Linked DNA regions of Homo sapiens: region 2 is linked to region 1. A link is an interaction called in ENCODE POLR2A ChIA-PET data of the cell type or tissue named here. Cell type or tissue: OCI-LY7. All regions are shown on one strand.

The links. ChIA-PET counts read pairs that join two places held together with the same protein. Peaks named below come from ENCODE experiments on the same cell type or tissue, not always from the same donor. Only the 100,000 strongest peaks of a DNase experiment are listed, where the experiment ranks them.
Region 2: POLR2A ChIA-PET joins it to region 1 with 12 read pairs; 2 of 35 experiments call an interaction of 5 or more read pairs at or near these places.

The regions. Positions count from the first base shown.
Region 1 is chr3:57,010,898-57,018,897 of GRCh38, forward strand. It overlaps a transcript of ARHGEF3 not described here. Among named protein-coding and RNA genes, the nearest start is that of SPATA12, 46 kb to the right of the region's middle. RefSeq lists an enhancer at 4,150-4,915. In OCI-LY7, CTCF peaks have their summits at 5,175, 6,076 and 6,278; DNase peaks (open chromatin) are centred at 3,884, 4,274, 5,254, 6,014 and 2 weaker places; H3K4me3 peaks cover 3,811 bases; H3K27ac peaks cover 4,975 bases.
Region 2 is chr3:57,971,556-57,979,555 of GRCh38, forward strand. All of the region lies in intron 2 of LOC105377104 (a long non-coding RNA gene), which reads left to right. LOC124909385 (a long non-coding RNA gene) reads right to left here and starts at 3,477. Exons shown (of 2, transcript XR_007095928.1): 1 at 3,374-3,477; 2 at 883-1,137. RefSeq lists enhancers at 1,555-2,058, 2,059-2,560, 3,065-3,566, 3,271-3,807. In OCI-LY7, no CTCF peak of the experiment used is centred here; a DNase peak (open chromatin) is centred at 1,096.

The DNA.
Region 1 (8,000 bases):
TTAGAAAGAAAGATTAAAAGCAGCAAAATTTGAAGAAAGAAATGAGCCAAACACAAAAGGGTGTTAACAGGTGGCACAGGAATCTCCAGGAGGGAGACCAAAAGGAAATTGCAAAGCAGACCCAAAGTAGACTTTAGTATGAGGGGAAATGCTCCCGCCCGCTTCCATAGTTAGTGGGAGCACCCCTGCGTGTAGGAGCTATGATGAACATGCAACCGGCGAGGGAAAATCGGAGGGAAGGTGAAACTGGGACCGGAATGCAGCCTAATGAAGAAACAGAAGCACAGTTGATGAAAACAAAGACGTTTTTGGCACAAGGAGGCAAAGTTAAACCGCCTGGAACTTACAGGAACATGATGGTGCTAAGCACATGATCTAAAACAACGATTTCACCTTTTTTCTGCCCTAGCGGTGAACTCCCTAAAGATTTCCCACGGGGCACACTGATGACAGCAATCCAAGTTGGATAGAGTTGCTCTCAATCCCCACTGCCCACATTCAAATATATACGTCTCCTCTTTTGCCTTTCCACAGGACATATGGCAATGTCTGGAGATATTTTCTTTTGTTACAAGGGAGTGGGGTGAGGTGGGTGCTACTGGAATCTAGTGGGGAGAGGCCAGGGATGCTGCTGAACATCCTCCAATGCACAGGACAGCCCCCCACCTTCCCCCGCCACCCACAGCAAAGAATTCTCCAACCCAAGGATTCAATAGTGTCAAGGTTGAGAAATCCTAATCTAAACCAGAGCAAAGGCAGCAGGTATGGATTTGACACCAGAAAGAAAGGTGTCCTAATACTATCACTTATTTACCTGCTGTGTGACCTGAAACTTTGGTCTCCTCATCTGTACAAGGAGATAATCACTCCCAATCCCTTACAGCTATGCTGAGGATTCATGAGACCTGGCTTTTGAAAGTATTTTATCACTGCAGGCCTCACTCCATCTTCACTGCTTCCCAGTGCTCGCAGGGCCTCTGATTTGCACTATGAGGAAGGAAGAAGGTGGTGGTGAGGAGAAGCGGTGGGGTCTGGTTAGGTGGAAGAATGGTCAGCACTGACTGGCCCTGGGTCCTGGGTGGTCCTTGCTGAGGATTCAGACTCCCTCATAGGATACTCAAGAGGGACATGTGCCTTCTGAGGGAACTTGAGGGGCTGCTCCCAACGAGCTGTGCCAAGAAGACTGAGGTTGAGTATGAAATGGGGTCTACAGGAGATGGCCTCGTGACCTGCCTCAAAACCCAAGAGCCACTACCATTATTACAACAATGCAATCACAATAACAATATTAAGAATGGCCAACATTCATTCAGCACTTAAATCTGTACCTGGTCGTGAACTAAGCCCTCTTTTGTTATTGTTGTTGCTGTTGTTGTTGTTTTGAGACAGGGTCTCTCTCTGTTGCCCAGGGAATGCAGTGGTGTGCTCTTGGCTCACTGCAACCTCCACCTCCCGGGTTTAAGTGATTCTCTTGCCTCAGCCTCCGGAGCAGCTGGGATTACTGGTGCCCGCCATGACACCTAGCTAATTTTTGTATTTTTAGTAGCGACGGGGTTTCACAATGTTGGTCAAGTTGGTCTCGAACTGCTGACCTCAAGTGATCTTCCCACCTTGGCCTCCCAAAGTGCTGGGATTACAGGCGTGAGCCACTGCACGTGGCCACTCTTTGTAGTTTATCAATTTAATCCTCACAACTGACATAGAAGGTGGGTAGAATGATTATCACCATTTGACAAGTGAACTAAAGTCACTTACTCAAGGTCTCACAGTTCAGCCAGAACTAGGTTTTGCACCCAGGATTCTGATGCCATAGTGAGAGGTGACAGTGTGCTGGCAGCCGTTGCTCGCTCTTGGTGCCTCCTCAGCCTTGGCGCCCACTCTGGCCACACTTGAGGAGCCCTTCAGCCCACCGCTGCACTGTGGGAACCCATCTCTGGGCTGGCCGAGGTGAAGCTGGCTCCCTCTGCTTGCAGAGGGATGTGGAGGGAGAAGCATGGGCAGGAACCGGGGCTGCGCACGGGCTCGCAGGCCAGCGTGAATTCCGGGTGGGTGCGGGCTTGGCAGGCCCTGCACTCCTGCTGGCCCTGGGCAGTGAGGGGCTTAGCACCCGGGCCAGGCTGCGGAGGGTGCACCGGATCCCCCAGCACTGCCGGCCGGCCTGCCTGCGCCACACTCGAATTCTCGCTGGGCCTCAGCTGCCTCCCCGCTGGGCAGGGCTTGGGACCTCCAGCCCGCCATGCCTGAGCCCCCCGCCCTGGCGGTGGGCTCCTGTGTCGCCAGAGCCTCCCAGACAGGCACTGCCCCCTGCTCCATGGTGCCCATCCCATCGACGGCCCAAGGGCTGAGGAGTACAGGCATGCGGTGTGGGACTGGTAGGCAGCTCAGCCCCCGGCCCTGGCATGGGATCCACTAGGCGAAGCCAGCTGGGCTCCTGAGTCCAGTAGGGGCTTGGAGAACTTTTTATGTCTAGCTGGAGGATTGTATATGCACCAATCAGCACTTTGTGTCTAGCTTGGGGTTTGTGGATGCACCAATCAGCACTCTGTATCTAGCTAATCTGGTGGTGACTTGGAGAACTTTTATGTCTAGCTAGAGGATTGTAAATGCACCAATCAGCATTCTGTGTCTAGCTAAAGGTTTATAAATGCACCAATCAGTTCTCCGTGGCTAGCTAATCTGGTGGGGACTTGGAGAACTTTTGTGTCTAGCTGGAGGATTGTAAATGCACCAATCAGCACCCTGTGTCTAGCTCAAGGTTTGTAAATGCACCAATCAGTGCTCTGTGTCTAGCTAATCTAGTGGAGACTTGGAGAACTTTTGTGTCTAGCTAAAAGATTGTAAATGCACCAATCAGCACTTGGTGTCTAGCTCAGGGATTGTAAACATACCAATCAGCACCCTGTCAAAACGGACCAATCAGCTCTCTGTAAAATGGACCAATCAGCTCTCTGTAAAATGGACCAATCAGCAGGATGTGGGTGGGGCCAGATAAGGGAATAAAAGCAGGCTGCCGGAGCCAGCAGCGGCAACTCTTTGGGTCAATTTCCACTCTGGGGAAGTTTTGTTCCTCTGCTCTTTGCAATAAATCTTGCTGCTGCTCACTCTTTGGATCTGCACTGCCTTTATGAGCTGTAACACTCACCGCGAAGGTCTGGAGCTTCACTCTTAAAGCCAGCGAGACCACGAACCCGCCAGGAGGAACGAACAACTCCAGACGTGACCCCTTAAGAGCTGTAACACTCAGCGGGAAGGTTTGCAGCTTCACTCTTGAAGCCAGCAAGACCACGAACCCACCAGAAGGAAAAAACTCCAAACACGTCTGAATATCCGAAGGAACAAACTCCGGACACACCATCTTTAAGAACTGTAACACTCACTGTGAGGGTCCGCGGCTTCATTCTTGAAGTCAGTGAGATCAAGAACACACCGATTCTGGACACAATAGTGCACAGCCTTAACCACTACAGCACCTTCCTTCCAAACCACGCCCCTTCCATCACCACCCCTGTTCATCACAACCTGGACTCCCATATTCCAGAAGAAAGCAGGAAATCGAGCCAAATATGTGGTATAATTCTATTAAAATATTTACTGTGCATATGCGTACCAATGCAAGAAGGAAATTTCTCACAATACTCACTGATTAACAGTATTTAATGATCAGCAGAATTAGAAAACTATATTTCTTTATAGTTTTCTAAACTTTTCAGTTTTTTTACAATAAACAGATTAACAGTTAACATAGAAAGTAAAATTACAAAAGCAAATATTTATAAAGCTTGTTAACTTTTTTTTTTTTTTGAGACAGAGTCTCGCTGTGTCACCCAGGCTGGAGTGCAGTGGCGTGATGTCAGCTCACCACAAGCTCCACCTCCCAGGCTCAGGCCATTGTCCTGCCTCAGCCTCCTGAGTAGCTGGGACTACAGGCGCCCGCCACTGCACTTGGCTAATTTATTTTTTTGTATTTTTACTAGTCACGGGGTTTCACCGTGTTAGCCAGGATGGTCTCGATCTCCTGACCTCGTGATCCTCCCGCCTCGGCCTCCCAAAGTGCTGGGACTACAGGCGTGAGCCACTGTGCCCGGCCAAAGCTTGTTAACTTTTTTCATGTACTTTTTTTTTTTTTTTAGCAAAAGTCTGCCAACAACCTGAAATTATTAATTGTCTAAACCAGAGGTTGGCAGACTAGGGCCTGAGGGCCAAATCCAGCCGTCTGCCAGTTTACATAACGTTTTACTGGTATACAGCCACGCTCATTCACTTATGTAAATGACTAGGACTGCTTTTGGCTACAACTGAGTTAAGTAGCCACCTGCAGACACATGGTAACACTATACCCCGTTTCTAATCTGACCTAGAGATAAACTTCTTACTCTCCTACCTCTAAACCTTCCCTCACAACATGTCTCTACTTGTTTTGCTACAGCCCAAAATGGATATTCTAGGAAACCAATGAAACTGAAGCTTAGGGGCCCCTCACTTCACAGGACCCTCCTTAGAAAGGTGTATGTGCTCTTACAATTTTGTAAAATTCGGAAAGGGATATTTAAAAATTCTTTTTATTTTTTCTCTGTTGCCCAGGCTGGAGTGCAGTTGCAGGATCATGGCTCACTGTAACCTCAACATTCTGGGCTCAAGCTATCCTCCCGCCTCAGCCTCCTGGGTAGGTAGGACTGCAGGCGGACACCACCACGCCCTGCTAATTTTTTTTTTTTTTTTTTTTTAGTACAAACGAAGTCTAGTTATGTTGCCCAGGCTGGTCTCAAACGCCTGGGCTCAAGTGATCCTCTTGCCTCTGCCTCTTAAAGTGCTGGGATTATAGGCGTGAGCCACTGCACCTGGCCTTAAAATTCTTTTTCTTGAAAAGGTCCCCCAAATTATATAAGTTTCAGACCCTCAAAATGGATCTACCTGTATCTAAAGCCCTAGACACTTCGCCACCCTTGTTACATTTTCAAGACCACAGCATGTTCAGTGGTGAGACAAGTCTTGTTCCCACCAATTCCCAAGCAGCACTGGCAATGATGAACTCTTGGATCTCCAATCCCCAGATGGCCGAATCTTGCAGACAGAGACCACAGAGGCAGGGGTCCACCTGGGTGCGTCCTCATATCCAGCAGGAAGTTCACAGAGCAGACCATGCCCCTACAGGACCCTAGTGGCACTCACACCCACACAAGGAAAAGAACATGCACAACTATCACACAACTATCTTTCTGCCATTTGTGACCTCTACTGAAATCCACCTTCCAATCCAATTTATGTATTTCGTGATACAGAGCCTCAGACATCACAGCACATCCAAGTGGTAAGACGCAGGCAGGTGGACTGAAACTGCTTTCTAAAAGGTAATGCTGCTTGCAAGAATGACAAAAACGGCCAGGCGCAGTAATCCCAGCACTTTGGGAGGCCTCGGTGGGAGGATCATGAGGTCAGGGGTTCAATATCAGCCTGGTCAAGATAGTGAAACCCTGTCTCTACTAAAAATACAAAAAAAAAAAATTAGCTGGGCGTGATGGTGGGCGCCTATAATCTCAGCTACTCGGGAGGCTGAGGCAGAGAATTGCTTAAACCCGGGAGGCGGAGGATCCAGAGAGCTGAGATCGCACCACCGCACTCCAGCCTGGGCAACAGAGCGAAACTCCGTCTCAAAAAGAAAAAAGAATGACAAAAAGGAGATCAAATCACATAATGTCCATGCAAATGTTTTATTATTTTAAAGACTTCTCGAATGTGTGGAGAGTTTTTCAAAATAGCTACCGTTAGGATGGAAAATTTACATCAGCTGGTGCTAAGCACAGTTGTCAATCCAAATGCCCACCCACACCTCTGAGTTGGTGCACAGTGTCCTTCACTCTCTTGCTCTTGGTCCCCCCCAGGTCTATTCTTATATCCCCTTTTCCCTGGTGTGGGGGAGGGGTCTTCTTTGTGGAGTGCAGCTGGCGGTTATGATAAGCAGGTGTCAGGACTTTGAAAATGACCTTGCCCATCAGCTGGTGGGAACCAAGAAGACAAGGAAGTCACTGTGTCACTGTCTGCCGGGTCTCAGTCCCCGAAACAAGACACAGTGAGGCCTGGTGGGGGAGAGAGAGGAAAGCTTTCTCTCTGTCTCTCTCTCTCTCTCTCTCTCTCTCTCACACACACACACACACACACACACACACACACGAGTCACCAAACAAAAGGAAATGCACACAATGTCACCACTAAAGAGCAAAATAAAAACTCAAAGGTGAGGATTAAGTGTTTCCTAAACAGCAGAGGTAAACCAAGGAGACTGAGGCTTAGACAAATCCAGGGAAAGTCTGCATTCTATGCGTGGAGTTGGCAAATTCCATCAGGAGAGAGTCAGCAGAGGTTGGGGGAAGGGTAGGGATGTATATTCACCCAAGGCTGATTCCAGCGCCCAGAAAGCCAGGGCCATGTAAATGGCTGTTACTGTACCAGTCCCTGGAAAGGTTCCAATACCCAGGACATGCTCTGGGAAGAAAGAGAATGTCCACTAACCCAGTTTCTAATTAAATGTGGGTTAACTGGCACTGCTCCCTGCAGCTCAAGGGGCCAATTGAGAGCTAAAAGGAGCGTTTTTCAAAATAAAAAGGCCGAGCCCACCAAGCCAGCACTTTTTGTTTTCTCACATCCTTTCAGTTGCTCAACTTGACCCTCTGCTAGTTGGGTTGACTCCTTGGTCCTTGAAGAAACAAACCCTTCCCTGCCCCCACCAGCTCCACGTCTGCAAGGACAGAGATGCCCCCTTGGCACACGTTGGATTGAACTCTGTTCCTCCTTTCCCACGATGTCGTCACGGCTGCCCAAGGATGAGTCACTGTGAAAGCCACACATTGTCCCCAGTGGACAAAAGGCTGGACCCAGGAGAGTGGCCCATTCACGCTTCTCCAAGAGCTAACCAGCCTCTTTCTACAACATCCAAAGGATGCTGCCTGATGCTGGGAAATGGTTAGTCTTCTCTCCCAGCTCCCAGTGCTAACATGAATAGGAAGAGAAACGAGCTTGGAAAAAAACTTTCAGTGAAGTGCAAAGAGCACATGCAGTAGTTACGCTGTGAAAACCAAGGCAAAACTTCATTCAAGATGCTTAAAAGCCAGGTGCAGTGGCTCACGCTGTAATCCCAACACTTTGGGAGCCCAAGGCAGGTGGATCAGTTGAGGTCAGGAGTTTGAGACCAGCCTGGCCAACATGGTGAAACCCCATTTCTACTAAAAATAGAAAAATTAGCTGGGCGTGGTGGCATATGCCTGTAGTCCCAGCTACTCAGCAGGCTGAGGCAGGAGAATCACTTGAACCTGGGAGGCTGAGGCTGCAGTGAGCTGAGATGGCACCCCTGCACACCAGCCTGGGTGACAGAGCAAGGCTCTGTCACAAAAAAAAAAAAAAAAAAAACTTTAAAGGCCAAAAAGGAATATAGATCAATTTGTTAGTAATAATAATGTCACATTTTCTGCACATCAACTAAGGCACTGGGCTAAGGAAGGGTGTTGTTTGCATTATCTCATTTCATCCTCAGAACTACTCTATAAGGTAGGTCCTATAATTAGCCTCATTTTACATGCAAGGAAAGCAGAGCAAAGAGAGCTTAAGTAACTTCCAAAAGGTCACACATCTGGCCAGTGGTACAGTCAGGATTTGAACCAGAGCAGTCTGGCTCCAGAGCTGTGTTCTTAAATATACCATGCTATCATTAATTAATAAACTAATTTATAATGATTAAAGTTATGCTAAAGTGTTCACATTTGGGGGAGGTTGTGATGCTTTACGTTTATGTCGTGTCTCACCTTCCCCACACCAAAAAAGTCACAACCTGGCTTTTCCCATTTAAAGACAGTATCTGCCAGGTAGTGTGCTGAGCATGTGACATGTATCATCTCATTAATCCCCACAACCAATAATATGAGGTTGGTGCTAATATTATTCCTTTTACAGATGAAGACATCGAGCTTCAGGGAAGTTAACATCCTTGCCCAAGGTCATAAAACAAAGAA
Region 2 (8,000 bases), 960 kb after region 1:
AGCCAGGCGTGGTGGCACACAACTGTAATCCCTGCTATTCAGGGAGCTGAGGCAGGAGAATCACTTGAACCTGGGAGGCAGAGGTTGGAGTGAGCTGAGATCATGCCACTGCGCTCCAGCCTGGGTGACAGAGCAACACTCTGTCTCAAAAATAAATAAAAATAAAAAATAAATTATCTCAACAAACCCAAGACACCATCCTTACCCTATAGGTGGAGCAACTGAGGCTCAGGAATGCTGGGTAAGGTGCTCGAGATCACACCGGTGCAGCCAGGATTTGAACTCAGGTCTCTGACTCAAGGGCCCACACGTGTGGCCATTTACTATTATATATGGCACTTAAGGAACAGCTCTGAGCTCAATACATAGATCCTCATAAAACAATAAGACCCTGAGGCAGTGGCCCACGAGACACTGACTGTGCCATGTCAGTTGTGTTGTAGGTGTTCAGAGGAGAGAGTAAAGCTGGAACGACCCAGGGAGGACATGGTCTGGCCTTGGACCTTGAAGAGGAGGTGAGACTTGGATTAGTGCATTGGGAGGGGTGTGGTTTCAGGTGGGGACAAAGGTGTGGAAGTAGGGCTGGGTGGGGCCCCACTTAGAGGCGGTGTCTGGGGTAAAGTCAGGGGCAGGGAGGGCGGCTGGCCAGCTTCCAAGTGGAATTGAGGCATAAAGCAGGGCTGAGGCCCAGGCCAGGAGCCGAGCACCTCCTTTTCCTGTTAGCCTCATTTCCCTTCCTCAGGGACCCACAGAATAAGCTCTTAACTAGAAGCTATTGTCCCTGCCCCCTCAAAATCCCAGTTTGGAGGCCCAAATGTCAAAGGGGAGCGATGGCTCTCTGGGCCAGTGGCGTGGGGGTAAAATAATTTACCAAGACAGTTGTAGGCAGAAAAAGGCTGATTTATTGGAGAAAGTAGAAAAATAGGTTGCAAGGAGACAGGGCAGCCTGCATGAGAGATGCCGACTGCAAAGAAACAAAGGCTGGCTGGAGATTTTATAGGACGGTGCTGACACTGTGTGCTGAAGAGGGCTGTGCGCAGCACCACGACGCCAAGCTTGCAGTGAGCTCACCTGCAGGTGTCTGGTGGTAGCTGGGCACAGGAAGATGGTGAGTTACTTGCGCAGGAGGGCTGTGTCCTGGACCACAAAGAAAGGCAGACTTGTAACTCATCTGCTTCTGCTTTTGCTTTCCCTGGTCCCACCAGCCTGACTCCCTTTCCCTCATCAGGACTCCTCCACACCAAGGAAATAACAGGTCCCCCTGCTCAGATTCAGCCTCGAGCCAGCAACAAGGGGAGTCGGAGGAGGCCTTTAGCCTATTTTATTGGTTTATTTTCTTCTCACAGCAAATATGCCCAGCCTGTGGCAGGCATCCAGGCACACCCAGTACATGTTCCTGTCCTTCCTCCCCTTGCAGGTATGGAGTGGGACCCAGTCCCGACACAGACTCACTGTCCCTCTAAAACCACATCCACCCCCACCTCAGAAACGGAAGTTTCACTGAAGGTTTCTTAGGAATTTAAAAGGCAAGGTTCCTTCCCAGTTTAGCAAGACTTTCTGAAAAGCTCACCTCCCATCCCAGGGACTTTTTTCCCTAGGGCCCCAGCTTCAGCCCTCCTCCCAAATCACAGCCTCCTCTTTGCCTCTCCAGATGAATCCCAGTCTGTGGCCCACAGCCCTCACATTCTTAAACTAAGTGCCATTAGCAGGATCTGCCTGGTGCAGAATGAAAATGTGAGGCCCTTTTTCAGAAATTACGAAGAATTTCAGCTGGGCATGGTGGCTCACACCTGTAATCCCAGCATTTTAGGAGGCCGAAACAGGAGGATTGCTTGAGACCAGGAGTTAGAGATCAGCCTGAGCAATAGAGTGAGACCTCATCTCTACAAATAATAAAAATATTAGGCTGGGCTCGGTGGCTCACACCTACAATCCCAGCATTTTAGGAGGCTGAGACAGGCGGATTGCCTGCGGTCAGGAGTTCAAGACCAGCCTGGCTAACATGATGAAACTCCGTCTCTACTAAAAATACAAAGATTAGCTGGGCGTGGTGGTGAGTGCCTGTAATCCCAGCTATTCGGGAGGGTGAGGCAGGAGAATCGCTTGAACTTGGGAGGCAGAGGTTGCAGTGAGCCGAGATCATTCCACTGCACTCCAGCCTGGGCGACAGAGTAAGACTCTGTCTCAAACAAACAAAGAAACAAACAAACAAACAAATTAGCCGGGCCTGGTGGTGCTGCTGGTGGTCCCAGCTCCTTGGGATGCAGGGGGTGGGAGGATTGCTTGAGCCTGGGCTGTCAATGCTGCAGTGAGCTGTGATCGCACCACTGCACTCCAGCCAGGGCAATAGAGCGAGACCTTGTCTCAAAAAAAAATTTTTTTAAAGAATTTCGGCGACAGCTGAGCATGGGTCATAAGCCCTAAAGCTGTCCTTGCCCTTAGCACATAGAATGTCAAGTTTTCAAGAATTTTAAAGCTAAGGTCTGAGATCCCATCCCCTCCCCCCACTCCACTCCCAAAAAAGCGTATTTTGAGAAGGGCTGCTCTGGACTACACTCACCCCACACTCACCCCTTCGCTTCTCATCTTGCCCTTAGGCCCTCAGTAGAAGGTTTGAGGTCTCATAGTTGAAGTGATTGTACTTTTCGCAAAGTACTTTCAGCTGTTCTTTATGAGAGAGAAGTTATCATCCCATTTTACAGCTGGGCAAACTGAGATTTAGAAACTCCCAGGTGTGGTGGCTCATGCCTGTAATCCCAGTGCTTTGGGAAGCCGAGGCAGGAGAATCACTACAGCCCAGGAGTTCAAGGCTGCAGGAGCTATGATTGCACCACTGCACTCCAGCCTGGACAACAGAGCAAGACCTTGTCTCTATTTTAAAAAGGAAAAGAAAAGAAATTCCCGGCCGGGCGTGGTGGCTCACACCTGTAATCCCAGCACTTTGGGAGGCTGAGGCGGGTGGATCAACGAAGTCAGGAGTTCAAGACCAGCCTGGCTAACATGGTGAAACCCTGTCTCTACTAAAAAATACAAAAATTAGCCAGGCATGGTGGCAGGCGCCTGTAATCCCAGCTACTCAGGAGGCTGAGACGGGAGAATATGCTTGAACCTGGAAGGCAGAGGTTGCAGTGAGCCGAGATCACGCCACTCCACTCCAGCCTGGGCGACAGAGCGAGACTCCGGGTCAATAAAAAAAAAAAAGAAAAAAAGAGATTCCCTCCCTGAGCTGACACCTTGCTGGCTAGTAGCATAGGTGGTACCAGCTCTGGCCTCCAGACATCCTCAGCCCTCAGCCATTTCCACTACAGAAAGCACCCAGACATCATCCAAAGCCAACACTCAGATGATGCAAAAGTCAATGCAGATAACTCACAGGAAGGAAGGTCATCCTGAGGTCTGATGAGTCAGGGAAGGACAGAGACATTCCTCACATTTTCACCAGCAGTTCTGCTGATAGAGGTCTCATGTGGGTCTGGTGTTCCTCTAGGATTGGGTGGAGCCGTTTAAACATGAGAAACGGCTGTTACAATAAATACAATAAAAGATGGTCATGCTGATTTAGCAGTAAGTGAGTGGAGCCAGAAAACCAAATTGGGGGTGAGGGTGAGGAAGAGGAATGGGGCTTTGCAGTCGAATCCAGCAGCAAATAGGCCCATGCCTGGAAGGAAGTTAGTCTGAGGCCACAACAAATCAGGCAGGGAGGTACATTGCTGGTAGCTACACATATTGGTGTCATCTTCCTAGAGGACATGTGGGTAGTTTATAAGAGAAACCATTAAGGGGTCATAAAGGTAAGGCTGGGTCGGGCGTGGTGGCTCACGCCTATAATCCCAGCACTTTGGGAGGTCGAGATGGGAGGATCGCTTGAGCCCAGGAGTTTGAGACCAGCCTGGGCAAAATGGCGAGACTGTCTCTACCAAAATGAAAACATGCCTGTAGTCCCAGCTACTCGGGAGGCTGAGGTGGGAGGTCAAGGCTGCAGTGAGCTGTGTTCATGCCACTGCACATCAGCCTGGGTGACAGAGCAAAACTCTGTCTCAAAAAAAAAAAAAAAAAAAAAAGCTATTAGCCAGGCCTATTTATGAGAAAATTAGATCCAGCAGATGAACCCAGTGTAGGGAACATTCTATAGGATACCAGGCCAATTCTCAATACTATCAAAGTCATGAAACAAGGAGAGGGCTGGTGTGGTGGCTCATGCCTGGAATCCCAACACTTTGGGAGGCCAAGGCAAGAGGATCACTTGAAATCAGGAATTGAAGTCCCACCTGGGCAACAAAGCAAGATTCTGTTTCAGAAAAAAAAAATTGCTGGGCATGATGATGGGCACCTGTAATCCTAGCTACTTCGGAGGCTGAATTGGGAGGATCGCTCAAGCCCAGAAGTTTGAGCTGCAGTGAGCTATGATCGTCCCACTGCATTCTAGCCTGGACAAAAGAGTTAGACCCTGTCTCAAAAAACATTTTTGTTTTTTTGTTTTGTTTTGTTTTGTTTTTGAGATGGAGTTTCACTCTTGTCACCCAGGCTGGAGTGCAATGGCACGATCTTGGCTCACTGCAACCTCCACCTCCTGGGTTCAAGCGATTCTCCTGCCTCAGCCTCTTGAGTAGATGGGATTACAGGTGCGCGCCATCATGCCCAGCTAATTTTTTTTTTTTTTTTAGATGGAGCCTCACTCTGTCATCCAGGCTGGAGTGCAGTGGCGAGATCTCAGCTCACTGCAACCTCCACCTCCCAGGTTCAAGTGATTCTCCTGCCTCACCCTCCTGAGTAGCTGGGACTACAGGTGCACAACACCACACCCCGCTAATTTTTGTATTTTTAGTAGAGATAGGGTTTTGCCATGTTGGTCAGGCTGGCTGACCTCATGACCCACCCGCCTCAGCCTCCCAAAGTGCTGGGATTACAGGTGTGAGCCACCATGCCCAGCCTAATTTTTTTTTTTTTTTTTCATTTTAGTAGAGACAGGGTTTCACCATGTTGGCCAGGCTGGTCTCAAACTCCTGACCTCAGGTGATCCACCCACCTCGACCTCCCAAAGTGCTGGGATTACAGGCATAAGCCACCACACCCGGCCAAAATTTTTTTTTTGAGCTGGAGTCTTGCTCTGTTGCCCAGGCCAATGGCACAGTCTAGGTTCACTGAGGCAGGGTTCAAGCAATACTCTTGCCTCAGCCTCCCGAGTAGCTGGGACTACAGGTGCCCACCACCATGCCTGGCTAATTTTTGTATTTTTAGTAGAGACAGGGTTTCACCACGTTGGCCAGGCTGGTCTCAAACTCCTGACCTTGTGATCTGCCCACCTTGGCTTCCCAAAGTGCTGGGATTACAGGTGTTAGTTACCACACCTGGGCAAAATTTTGTTTTAAAAAAGAAAAACAATGAGAAATTGCCAAAGAGTGGAGGGGAGACATGACATCAAATGCCACGTGGTTCCCTGCATGGAATATTTTCGTTTTTTAGAGATGGAGTCTTGCTATGTTGCCCAGGCTGGAGTGCAGTGGCTATTGACAGACACGATCATAGTGCACTGCAGCCTCAATGTCCTGGGCTCAAGCAGTCCTCCTGCCTGAGCCTCCCAAGTAGCTGGGATTACAGGTGTGAGACACCAGACCTGGCAGAAATAACAGCACAGAGATGAAGCGTCCCTTTCATCACATCCTGAGAGGGAGTCTGCCACATCACAGGGTACCACTGGCGAGGCTCACCTTATCACATGGTTAAGGAGGTGTCCCTTGGGCTTCTCTGCTGGAAAGCCACTATTTTTCACTTTCCATACTCTATTCTTCGGAAGCGAGTCAATAAGTCTAGCCTACCCTCAAGTAAGGAAGGACAGGAATTAGGCTTCACCTCCAGGAGGAAATCTTGATTTTTAAAATGTTAATTACCTTTAAAAAAGAAAACCTGGCCAGGCACAGTGGCTCATGCCTGTAATCCTAGCACTTTGGGAGGCAGAGGCGGACGGATCACGAGGTCAAGAGATGGAGACCATTCTGGCCAACATGGTGAAACCCTGTCTCTACTAAAAATACAAAAATTAGCTGGGTGTGCTGGCACGCACCTGTAATCCCAGCTACTTGGGAAGCTGAGGCAGGAGAATTGCTTGAACCTGGGAGGCAGAGGTTGCAGTGAGCCGAGATCATGCTTGGTGACAGAGTGAGACTCCGTCTCAAAAAAAAAAAAAAAAAAAAAGAAAAGGAAAAAAAAGAAAACCTATCCTAGTGGTAAAATGCAAAAGATACCAAGGCATACATGGTGTTAAGTCCTCCTATCTCTGTCCCCAAAAGTAACAATGTTACCATTTTCTTGTGAATCATTCCAGAGGTATTTTATGCACAGACAGGCAAATATGTGTACCTTGCTCCACCTTTTTACACAAGGGCGGTACCCTGGCCATGCTGTTCTGCACCCAACCACGGGGCTGCTTGAATTATGAGATTCTGTAAGCACCTCGGTTTCAGATGTCTGACTCTGAGGGGATGGGTCAGTAAATGACATTCTGTATAGCAAGGGCCTGGCCACAGCTAGGAGCAGTGACACAGATAAGTAGCTTCTGGTCTCATGAAAAAGTAAGATGTCAAATGACAATAAAATCGAGTGCAGAGTACATAATCATTTCAATTAGGTGGAAGTTATCTTTCAGGAGAGGCTGCAGGAAACTGTAAATCACTGAGATAAAGTGGAAGGCCTGTGAGTAGCATGTTTTGTTACATGTAAAAGAAAAACTAAAAGATGAGACTGTGAGCTTTTGGGAATGCAGTTTCCAGGATCCTGAAGCCAACCACATATAGGTGGCAAAGACCCCGTCGCCCTTTCCTGGTCAGGGAGGGAAGGGCCGTTTGACTTTCTAGAATTGTCTCCCTGGATTGAGGGTGTTTGCAGTTAATTGTTTTGTGGAAATAAGAGCAGAGCAAACACCCCACCCAGGGCAGGGACAGGATGTAGATTCCTCAGGCCTGAACTGTCAGGCTCGAGGCCACACACTTGTGGATGCCCCACACCCTGGTGCTACTCACAGCCTGCAGGATGAACGCTGTCCCTCAGCCTGGTACCTGTCTGTCCGTCCGTCCATCCATCCATCCATCCATCCATCCATCCATCCATCCATCCACTAGCTTATTTCCTTTATTCACTCAGCGTTTATTGTGTGCCTGAGCTTGTGGCAGGTGCAGGGATATGGCTGTGGTTGAGATGGATACAGATCCTCTGCATGGAGTGGAAGGTCTGGTACAGAACTAACCAGGTGTGGGGCATGCATCTGTGCTCCAGCAATGCCCTGAGATCTCCATGTACTTCCCCACCCTGGGGAGCAGGGCAGCTTTGTGGAGGAGGCAAAGACCAAGCTAAGCAGGAGTGAGCTAGGCTTGGGGGGCTCAGGGGAAAAAAGGGGACACTCCAGGTGAATGGGGACAAGAAAAGGCTCACAGACCAGTACCAGCATCCATTCACCAAGTCTTTGCCTCAGCTGCACCCTGTGCCTGGTGCCTGGCAGTCACGATTTCATTTCATCTCCATAGTAGCCTTTTGAGCAAGATAATTATCATGCCCTTTAAAAAAAAAAAGTATTTTTTTTTCGAGATGGAGTCTCACTCTGTCGCCTAGACTGGAGTGCAGTGGCATGATCTTGGCTCACTGCAACCCCTGCCTCCCAGGTTCAAGCGATTCTCATGCCTCAGCCTCCCAAGTAGCTGGGATTACAGGTATGCACCACCACGCCTGGCTAATTTTTGTATTTTTAGTAGAGACGGTTTCACCTTGTTGGCAAGGCTGGTCTCAAACTCCTGACCTCGTGATCCGCCCGCCTCGGCCTCCCAAAGTGCTGAGATTATAGGCATGAGCCACTGTGCCTGGCCTATCATGCCTTTTCTAAAGATAGGATGCAGGCTGGGTATGGTGGCTCATGCCTATAATCCCAGCACTTTGGGAGGCTGAGATGGGAAGATCACTTGAGCCCAGGGGTTCTGACCAGTCTAGGCAACAGAGTGAGACCCCATCTCTAT